2 separate regions of the Homo sapiens genome follow, and region 2 is linked to region 1. A link is an interaction called in ENCODE POLR2A ChIA-PET data of the cell type or tissue named here. Cell type or tissue: B cell. All regions are shown on one strand. Each heading gives the region's core, and the rest is flanking DNA. Links, peaks and the distances in the headings are about the cores only.

Region 1 (5,371 bases), core at 313-5,312:
CAAACCACCCCTTTGCTACATGCTACCAGGTACTGAGGCTGCACCTGGGACTCCTCTTAAGTTGGTCCTTGTTGGGTGGTCAGGGTGAGGCACAGGGGGTGGGAGGCAAACCCTTCCAAGATTCTCTGGGGCAGAAAGAATCAGGTCCAAATGCCTTAGCAAGACTTCACAATCTGGCTCTGAAGCACCATTCCGGGCCCATCACTGCCTCCCTTCCCTTTCCCTCTTTTCTTTTACCCCTCTCTCGCCCTCTGTCCCTCCTCCCTCCCTCTCTTTGCCTTGTCTTCCTTCGTAAATCTAAAGCCCCTCCCCATTCCTAGGAACATACCCAAGAGAACTGAAAACAGGTGTTCACACAAAGCTTGCACACAAGCGTCCACTATTCATAATAGTCCACAAGGGGAAAAACCCGACAGTGGATGCACTGATAAAATACCGTATAGCCATACAGTGGGATCTTAGCCATAAAAAAGAATGGCGGACTGATACATGCTGCTGCAGGGACAAACCTTGAAAACATCATGCTAAGTGAAACAAACCTGACAGGCCGGGTGCAGTGGCTTACGCCTGTAATCCCAACACTCTGGGAAGCCGAGGTGGGCGGATCACTTGAGGTCAGTGGTTCGAGACCAGCCTGGGCAACATGGTGAAACCCTGTCTCTACTAAAAATACAAAAATCAGTTGGCACGGTGGCGGGTGCCTGTAATCCCAGCTACACAGGAGGCTGAGGCAGGAGAATCGTTTGAACCCGGAAGGTGGAGGTTGCAGTGAGCAGAGATCGTGCCACTGCACTCCAGCCTGAGTGACAGAGTGAGACTCTGTCTCAGAAACAAACAAAAAAACAAACAAACAAAACCTGACAGAAAAGAGCATGGGCCAGGCACGGTGTCTCATGCCTGTAATCCCAACACTTTGGGAGGCCGAGGCGAGTGGATCACCTGAGGTCAGGAGTTCTAGACACACCTGTAATCTCAGCTACTCAGGAGGCTGAACCCTGAGGTCAGGAGTTTGAGACCAGCCTGGCCAATATGGCAAAACCCTGTCTTTACTAAAAATATAAAAATCAGCCAGGTGTGGTGGCAGGCACCTGTAATCCCAGCTACTCAGGAGGCTGAGGCAGGATAATCCATCGAACCCGGGAGGCAGAGGTTGCAGTGAGCCGAGATTGCGCTACTGCACTCCAGCCTGGGTGACAAGAGCAAAACTCTGTCTCAAAAAAAAAGAGGATGTATTGTATGATTCCATTTATACAAAATGCCCAAAATAGGCAAATCTACAGAAAAGAAATTAGATTAATGATTGCCAGGGGATGGGATTAGACTGCTAATGGGTGCAGGGTTTCCTTTGGGGTGATGAAAATACTCTGGAATTAGATGGTGGCGAGGCCTGCACAACACCATGAACATACTAAAAACCACTGAATCATACACTTTAAAATGGGCATGGTGGCTCACGCCTGTAATCCCAGCACTCTAGGATGCTGAGGCGGGTGGATCACTTGAGGTCAGGAGTTTGAGACCAGTCTGGCCAAGATGGCGAAACCCCGTCTCTACTGAAAATACAAAAATTAGCTGGGCGTGGTGGCAGGCGCCTGTAATCTCAGCTACTCGGGAGGTTGAGGCAGGAGAATCGCTTGAACCTGGGAGGTGGAGGTTGCAGTGAGCCGAGATCGCGCCACTGCACTCCAGCCCGGACGACAGAGTGAGACTCTGTCGGGGTGGGGTTGGTGGAGTGAGAAATCAGCGCAGATGGCTACTCCCAGCAGTAGTGAAGCAGCAAGGCCAGGTTGAGCTGGGCCGGGTGCCCTGAGGTCAAAGGAAAGGAAACCCCAAGCCCCAGTGGCTGCAGAAGGCAGAGCTGGATGGAGGATCCGCGCCATGGCCCTGCCGGCCCCCAACCTTGGGTGCCCCTCGAGGCCCTAATTCCCTCGCTGCATTCTTGGCACCCACTTGGGTTCCCAGGAACAGCAACTAGGAGTGGCTTCTGTTCCCTCAGCAGCTCTCCCTCTCCCTCTCAGAGACTGGAACCCTAAAGGGAAGCCACGAGGCGGGTAAGGGAGGGCGGCTCCTTCTGCCAGGGCAGAGGCAGGGCAAGGGCATGGGCATGGGAGGCAAATCCTGGCAAGAGCTCGGGACTATTTCTTCAGGACCGTCTAGTTGGTGTCTCAAGGGCAGGGGCCATGACCAGATCAGGGAGAGGCCACCAAAGGGGGCTGAGGCAGACGGGCCTGACCTCCTGGGCACCCTCCCACCCTCCGTCACTGACACGCCCCCAGAGCCTGCTTGAGAATACCTGGGATGACAGATGCCTGGGGAAACTGGTGACACAGCTGAAGTGGGGTCTAGGGACGGTCAGCCAGCAGTCACTTGGCACCTTCCTGACAAGAGCAAAAAGGAACTGTCTGGTGGCAGAGGCACGCCTGCCAGACCTGTCTGCTCTGGTGTTAGCATCCCGCTTTCTCTTTGTCTGACTCTTAAATGCCTGCTCCGGCCCTCCCGGCCCTCCCAGATCATTTCCAACAGTCACACGACTGGTATCCAGGCAACCATTGCCTGGGCTCCCAAAATTCCACATCCGGAGGCTGACAAGTCATGGTGCCCCCGTGGAACACAGCTGGCTGCTTCATGTGTGGAGGAGCTGGGGGAGAACGGAAAAATCCACTCCCCACGCAGGGATGAGTTTCTAATTCTTGGCCTCAGAGGAGGTGCCTATAAAACTAATGAAATAAAACAGCTGCTCCTTGTGTTTAAAGGAAGACCTTTTACTGTACCCTGGTCAGGTCTGGGGCTCGATTCCATTTCACCGTCAGAAAGGTGAGAGGCAAAAGTTGGCCACTGTTAGGTCATCTATTTATCTCGGAGTCAAGGCATAGACACCAGCAGCTTGCTGCCCCCTTGCCCACTTCCCTGCCCTGACAGCTGGGGTTTGCCGGTCTTGGCTCTGGCATGTGAGGCAGGACAGCCTGCCAGCTTAGGGCAGGAAGCCACTCCACGTCTGGCCAGTGACAGCTTTTCCCCAGATGCCAGGACATAGGGGCATGGGACGTGCTGTGAACCCTGGAAGGCCTGACCCTGTCTGAGTGTTCTGGGCTGCAGGCAAGCCCTGGCTACTGCGCGACTTGGCAAAGCAGCTGCCACCAGGACTCCAGCTTTGGAACAGCCCAGCGAGGCGGCCCCCTCCAGATGGAGAGGTCAGGCTGGGACCACAGCATGCATGTGAGGAACTGCGCAGGGAGGCCCAGGCATGCAGCCAGTTGCTTGCTCTGCAGCCCAGCTCTAGGGCCCACCCAGTGCACCTCTGCAGCATAGAGGTCACTGGGGCCTTTGGGGGATGAGGAGTGGGGCTGAGAGTTACCCACTGGACAGGACTGGGGCTGGATAGAAACCCAGTGTGACTGACACTCTGCCTTCTCTGGACATAGGTCAAATAGGCAACATTCTTTGTCTACTACCAGGATAAAGAAAATAGAAGAAAGGGGCCGGGCGCGGTGGCTCACGCCTGTAATCCCAGCACTTTGGGAGGCTGAGGCGGACAGATCACAAGGTCAGGAGATCGAGACCATCCTGGCTAACATGGTGAAACCCCATCTCCACTAAAAATACAAAAAATTAGCCAGGCGTGGTGGTGGGTGCCTGTAGTCCCAGCTACTCAGGAGGCTGAGGCAGGAGAATGGCATGAACCCGGGCGGCAGAGCTTGCAGTGAGCCGAGATCTCACCACTGCACTCCAGCCTGGGCGACAGATCGAGACTCCGTCTAAAAACAAAATAAATAAATAAAAGAAAATAGAAGAAAGGTCAAACTCAGAAGTCACACTCAGAATTTAATTTCTCCAAAAGTTGTTTCTGTGTTTGATTCATGTAGAAAATCACAAAGCCTTCTCGCCTTTTCTGAGTGGGCGGGATCCACAGCTGGCTTACTTCTGGACACGGAGCATGGACTGAGAAGCAAGAGCTTCCTTCCAGGAGAGGCACCACTCAGAGGCAGGCCCGGCTGCACAAGTCCTCCCTGCTGGGCCTGGTCACTGCAGCTGCCCCTCCCTGGCTGGCTCCTCTCTCCTTTCCCACCCAACTGTTCACCTTGTCACAGGGCTATGTCTTGGCTCTTGGCTAAGACTTTAAGGGCCCACACAGCAGAGAACAGCAGAGGACAGAAGCCTCAGATCCTGACGACCTGCACAGCAATGCATGGGCTCTGCCTCTCTGCCCCGTCCGCTGCCGGCCTCCTAAGGTAGAGTCGGGCGAAGGTGCCTCCCACCTGCCCTTTGGTAAGGCGCCCAGGGTTCACACAGACACAGCCGAGGACATCCTGGGGAGGAGAGGAGAGGTGACAGGTTTGGAGAGCCTCAACTAACTGGGAACCAATGTGAAAAAGAAGTGCCATCACATGGCTGGACCCCAAAGAGGGTTTTAGAAAATGGAAACGAAGGCAACCAAATCACCAGACACATTTTCAGTCACTTTTTTTTTTTTTTTTTTTGAGATGGAGTCTCGCTCTGTTGCCCAGGCTGGAGTGCAGTGGTGAGATCTCAGCTCACTGCAGCCTCGACCTCCCGGGTTCCAGCGATTCTCCTGCCTCAGGCTCCCAGGTAGCTTGGATTACAGGCACCCACACCACCATGCCTGGCTAATTTTTGTATTTTTAGTAGAGATGGGGTTTTACCATGTTGGCCAGGCTGGTCTCAGACTCCTGACCTCAGGTGATCCACCCACCTCGGCCTCCCAAAGTGCTGGGATTACAATTGTCAACCACTGCGCCCGGCCTCAGTCACATATGTTAACTTGTCACTAGAAAGCTTTGAATTCCTTTTAAGTCTTTCAAACAGAAGAATGAGGTGACTTGGCAGAATGACAATCAGCTCCTAAACTTGGAGACAAACCTGATCTAGCTGTTTACTGCTTTCTCATGTGAAAAACTTTTTTTTAACCTCTTGAGATTGAACTAACTCTTGTTTGGCAAGAGGGGGACTGGTCTAGGCAGATTCCTTGTAAGGGACCTAACTCCAAGGCAGGCAGGGCTAAAGGGTGGCAGAGATCAAAATGACCCAATAGCTTCTTCAAGGTATTCCCAGCTGAGCCCACTTGGAGGTCATATCAGAATTTGGGAGGCAGAGGACAGGCAAGTGTACATATGAAATCTTCCCCAGGTCACCTCTATGTGGCCTGGTGAAAGCCCTCATTTGAGGGCCTTCCTAGTCATCTGGGCTCTCGTTCTCTTGGGGAGGGAGGAGAGGACACTGTTTACTCAAGCATTTTACTGACAGAGTTGTTTGTTTTCTGGTCCCACCACCTCCCCAAAGAAACAAGGCCACAGGGCAGGGTGCTAGAGGCCCCATCCCCATCAGCTGACCCATGAGGGGTGAGTGCCGGGTG
Region 2 (5,371 bases), core at 139-5,138, 110 kb after region 1:
AAACAAAGCACCAAAACTGACCTAGGAAAAATAGAAAATCTAAATAGACCTATAATAATAAAAAGACTGAATCAACAACAACAAAAAACTTCTCACCAAAGAAATGTCCAGGACCAGATGGCTTCGAAATTCCACCAAACATTTAAAGACAAATTAACACCAATCCTCAAACTCTTCTAAATAACTGAAGATGAGGGGACACTTCCTAACTCATCCCAGGAGGCCAGCATTACCTTAAAGCCAGATAAAGACACCACAAGGAAAGAAGATTACAGACCAATATCACTTATGAATATAGATGCAAAAATCCACCCCCTCCCAAAAAAAGCGATGAACCCAACCCAACAGCATATTAAAAGGAATATACACCATGATGAAGTGGGATTTATCCCAGGAATGCAAGGGTAGTTCAACAAAGGAAAGTTGATCAATGTAATATACCACATTAATAGAATGAAGGGGAAAAAAACCTCAAAATGATCATCTCAATTGATGCACAAAAAGCACATCAGTTCATGATTTTAAAAATTCAGAAAATTGGCCGGGCGCGGTGGCTAACACCTGTAATCTCAGCACTTTGGGAGGCTGACGTGGGCAGATCACGAGGTCAGGAGTTTGAGACCAGCCTGACCAACACGGCTGGTCTGAAGGGTGAAACCCTGTCTCTACTAAAACTACAAAAATTAGCTGGGTGTGGCAGTGTGCACCTGTAGTCCCAGCTAGGGACTAAGGGAGGCTGAGGCAGGAGAATCACTTGAACCTGGGAGGCAGAGGTTGCAGTGAGCTGAGATGGCGCCACTGCACTTCAGCCTAGGTGATAGAGCAAGATCCAGACTCAAAAAAAAAAAAAAAAAAAAAAAAAAACCCCAAAAAACTTCAGTGATACCACTTCACACCCACTAGGATGGCTATAATCAAAAAGAAGAGCAATAACTAGTGTTGAAGAGGATGTGGAGAAATCAGAACCCTCACATGTTGTTGGTGGGGATATAAAATGGTGCTGCTGCTTTGGAAAACAATTGGCAGTTCCTCAAAAAATTAAACATGGAATTACCCTATGGCCCAACAATTTCACTCCTAGTTATAGGCCCCAGAGAACTGAAAACATATGTTGAAACGCATGCACATGAATGTTCACAGGAACATTCTCCACATAGCCAAAAACTGGAAATAACACAAATGTCCATCAACTGATGAATGAATCAGCAAAATGTGGTATATCCATATCATGGAAGATTAATCTGCCATAAAAAAGAGATGAAGTACTTCTACACCATAAATGAAGCTTGAAAACATTATGCTAAGGCAAAAAAGTCCAGAATAGGTAAATTTATAGAGACAAAAAGTAGATTCATGGTTGCTAGGGAGAAAGGGATAGAAAGTGATGGCCAATAATTACGGGATTTTCGGGGTGGGGGCGGTGAAGAAATGCTCTGGATAACGGCAATGCTTACACAACGCTGTGGGTACACTAAAAACCACTAAATTTCACACATTAAAAGTGCAAATTTTCTGGTGTGTGAATTATACTCATTCACGATTTTCAAAAACACTATGTATCAAAATTGTGTAACTTAATTAACGATGTACTTAAAAGGAAATTTATCACTTTAGTTGCTTAAATTTTAAAAATCTAAATTAACGAAATAAGCATCTAATTTAAGAAGTCATAAAATAAAGTCAAAAAGTCAATCCAGGCCGAGCGTGGTGGCTCACGCCTATAATCCTAGCACTTTGGGAGCCCACAGCAGGGCGGATCAGTTGAGGTCAGGAATTCAAGACCAGCCTGGCCAACATGGTCAAACCTGGTATCTACTAAAAATACAAAAAAAAAAATTAGTTGGGCATGGTGGCGCATGCCTGTAATTCCAGTTACTTGGGAGGCTGAGGCAAGAGAATCGCTTAAACCCAGGAGGTGGAGGTTGCAGTGAGCCAAGATCGCACCACTCCAGCCGAGGTGACAGAGTGAGACTATCTCAAAAAAAAAAAAAAAAAAAAAAAATCAATCCAAAGAAAGTAGAAGGAATGAGATAATAAACAGTAAAGATTAATGATATATGAAAAAAATACTACCAGGCACTGTGGCACACACGTATAATCCCAGCCACTTGGGAGGCTGAAGTGAGAGGATCACCTGAGCCAGGAATTTAGGCTGCAGTGACCTAGGATCACAGAGGACTAGGATTGTGCCACTGCACTCCAGCCTGGGCAATAGAGCAAGACCCCATCTCTAAATAAATAAGTAAAAATAATAAAAGAAAAAGAAATACTATACAAAGGACCAACAAAGTCAAAAGTCTTTTTTTTTTTTTTTTTTTTTGAGACAGAGTCTCGCTCTATTGCCCGGGCTGGAGTGCAGTGGCGCGACCTCGGCTCACTGCAAGCTCTGTCTCCCAGGTTCACACCATTCTCCTGCCTCAGCCTCCCAAGCAGCTGGGACCACAGGCACCTGCCACTACGCCCGGCTAATTTTTTGTATTTTTAGTAGAGACGGGGTTTCACTGTGTTGGCCAGGATGGTCTCGATCTCCTGAGTGCAGCTGGCCAAAAGTCATTTATTTGTAAAGATTTATATTGACAAACTTCTTGCAGGATTAATAAAGACAAAAGAGACAATGCAAATGAGCAATCCCATGCATAAAAAGGGGACATTATTATACACGAGACATAAGAGTATATTAAGAGGGGGCTGGGTGCAGTGGCTCACGCCTGTAATCCCAGCACTTTGGGAGGCCGAGGCAGGAGGATCACAAGGTCAGATGATCGAGACCATGGTGAAACCCCATCTCTACTAAAAATACAAAAAAAAAAAAAAAAATTAGCCAGGCGTGGTGGTGGGCACCTGTAGTCCCAGCTACTCGGGAGGCTGAGGCAGGAGAATGGCGTGAACCCGGGAGGCAGAGCTTGCAGTAAGCTGAGATGGCACCACTGCACTCCAGCCTGGGCGACAGAGCAAGACTCTGTCTCAAAAAAAAAAAAAAGAGTATATTAAGGATAACTTTGTGCTAATAACTTTGAAAACAGATGCAAAGAATAAATTATTAGAAAATACAACTCAGGGCTGGGCACAGTGGCTCATGCCTGTAATCTCAGCACTTTGGGAGGCCAAGGTGGGAGGATCACTTGAGCCCAGGAATTCGAGATAAGCCTGGGCAACATAGTGAGACCCCCATCTCTATAAAAATAAAAAATTAGCCAATCATAGAGGCTCACACCTGTGTAGTCCCAGCTACTCAGGAGGCTGAGGCAGGATTTGAGCTCAGGAGTTCGAGGTTGCAGTGAGTAACCTCTCTCTAAAAAACCCTGTCTCTCTTAAAAAAAAAAAGAAAGAAAAAGAAAAAGAAAAAACAAAAGAAAATACAACTCATCAAAATTGGCTCAAGAAACAGAAAATCTGAACAATTCTATAACCTTTAACTTTCAATACTGAATATCATTAATCTTCATACAAAGAAAAAAGCAAGCCTGACAGCTTTACAGACAAGTTCTACCAACCATTCAAGCAACAAATCACTCCCATCTTAGGTAAACTCTTCTAGGAAACAGAAAAAGAGAGGATACTTCCCACCTCACTGTACAGGAAGAACATAGCACTGATACCAGTATGGTTAGTATAAGAAAGGAAAATAACAGGCAAACGTCACTCGTGACCATGTTGTTTTTATCTCAAGAATGTAAAGTTGATTTAACGTTAGAAAAGCAACAAATGCAATTTACCATTTTATTTTTTTTAAATGGGGTCATGTTCTGTTGCCCAGGGTGGAGTGCAGTGGCGCAAACATGGCTCACTGTAGCCTCTACCTCCCTGGCTCAAATGATCCTCCCTCCTCAGCCTCCTGAGTGGCTGGGACTACAGGTGTGTGCCACCATACCAGGCTAATTTTTTAAATTTTTTGTAGAGATGAGGTCTCACTGTATTGCCCAAGCTGTTCACAAATTCCTGGGACCATTTTAATAAATAAAAGAAAAAAGCATACTATCATCATAATATAGACAATTCAAAGTATTTAACAATATTAAACTTCATTAGTCTGATAAAAGGTATCCACAAAAAACCTAGATTAGAAAGGTACTTAGTGGTGAAAACTTCCCCTTTAAGAGTGAGGCTTAGTTAATAGGGTTGCTCCTAAAAATAAGAATAAAAAAAAGGGAGGAACAAGAGCAGGAAGCTCTACAGTTCTAGGCAGCATATTAGACAAGAAAAAGTAACAAAAGTTGTAAGAATTAGAAAAGAAGAAACAATCTGTCATTATTTGCAGATGCTATATTCCTAATTAGAAAACCAAAAAGGGCTGGACGCAGTGGCTCACTGTAATCCCAGCACTTTGGGAGGCCAAGGCAGGCAGATCACCTGAGGTCAGGAGTTCGAGACCACCCTGGCCAACATGGTGAAACCCTGTCTCTAATAAAAATACAAAAATTAGCCAGGTGTGGTGCCGCACGCCTGTAATCCCAGCTACTCGGGAAGCTGAGGCACGAGAATCACTTGAACCAGGGAAGCAGAAGTTGTAGTGAGCTAAGATCGTGCCAAAAAATACATACAGATGAATCAGTAAGATTAATTAGTTTTAAAAAATTTGCTGGATATAAAAACTACATCTAAAAGGTCAAATGCATGTTATCGTATGAGCAACAAGATCACTTGGGAGATGTAATTTTAAAGAACATACTATTTATAATAGAAACAAAATTATAGTGTACCTAGCATTAAATCTCAAGAGATGTATAAATTCTTTATGATAAAAAATACAACATTCTATTGAAAGACATTAAAGGCCAAAATAAATGAAGAGATACACCATATCCTTGGATAAGACTTAAAATTATAAAAATGTCAAGTCTCCCCAAATTGGTCTATAGGTTTCATGTAATTCCAAATTAAAATCTCAAAATGGTTTTTCAAAAGACTTGGTAAACTGATTCTAAAATTCATTTGGAAAAACAGAGGTCAAGAACAGCTAAGACAGATGCAGTGGCTCACGCCTGTAATCCCAGCAATTTGGGAGGCTAAGCCAGGTGGATCACTTGAGTTTGAAACCAGCCTGGCCAACATGGTGAAACCCCGTCTCTACTAAAAATACAAACATTAGCTGGATGTGGTGGCGGGCACCTGTAATCACAGCTACTCAGGAGGTTGAGGCAGAAGCATCATCTGAACCCAGGAGGCAGAGGTTGCAGTGAGCCGAGATCGCGCCACTGCACTCCAGCCTGGGCAACAGAGCAAGACTCCGTCTCAAAAAACAAAAACAAAAACAAAAAAAACCAACAACAAAAAAAACAGCTAAGAGACTCTTGAAGAAGGAATTTGCCCTGTCCAACAGCAGGACTTACACATCTGTAGTAATGGATTCAATGTGTTATCGGCAGAGGGA

Evidence for each region. ChIA-PET counts read pairs that join two places held together with the same protein. Peaks named below come from ENCODE experiments on the same cell type or tissue, not always from the same donor. Only the 100,000 strongest peaks of a DNase experiment are listed, where the experiment ranks them.
Region 2: POLR2A ChIA-PET joins it to region 1 with 7 read pairs; 5 of 35 experiments call an interaction of 5 or more read pairs at or near these places.

The regions. Positions count from the first base shown.
Region 1 is chr11:65,296,056-65,301,426 of GRCh38, reverse strand. POLA2 (DNA polymerase alpha 2, accessory subunit) reads right to left here. Exons shown (of 18, transcript NM_002689.4): 18 at 2,742-4,307. The coding sequence ends at 4,158. All of the region lies in intron 2 of LOC105369344 (a long non-coding RNA gene), which reads left to right. Among named protein-coding and RNA genes, the nearest start is that of CDC42EP2, 16 kb to the left of the region's middle. RefSeq lists an enhancer at 1-122. In B cell, for the core only: no CTCF peak of the experiment used is centred there; no DNase peak of the experiment used is centred there.
Region 2 is chr11:65,190,594-65,195,964 of GRCh38, reverse strand. All of the region lies in intron 10 of CAPN1 (calpain 1), which reads right to left. Among named protein-coding and RNA genes, the nearest start is that of CAPN1, 11 kb to the right of the region's middle. In B cell, for the core only: no CTCF peak of the experiment used is centred there; no DNase peak of the experiment used is centred there; H3K27ac peaks cover 364 bases.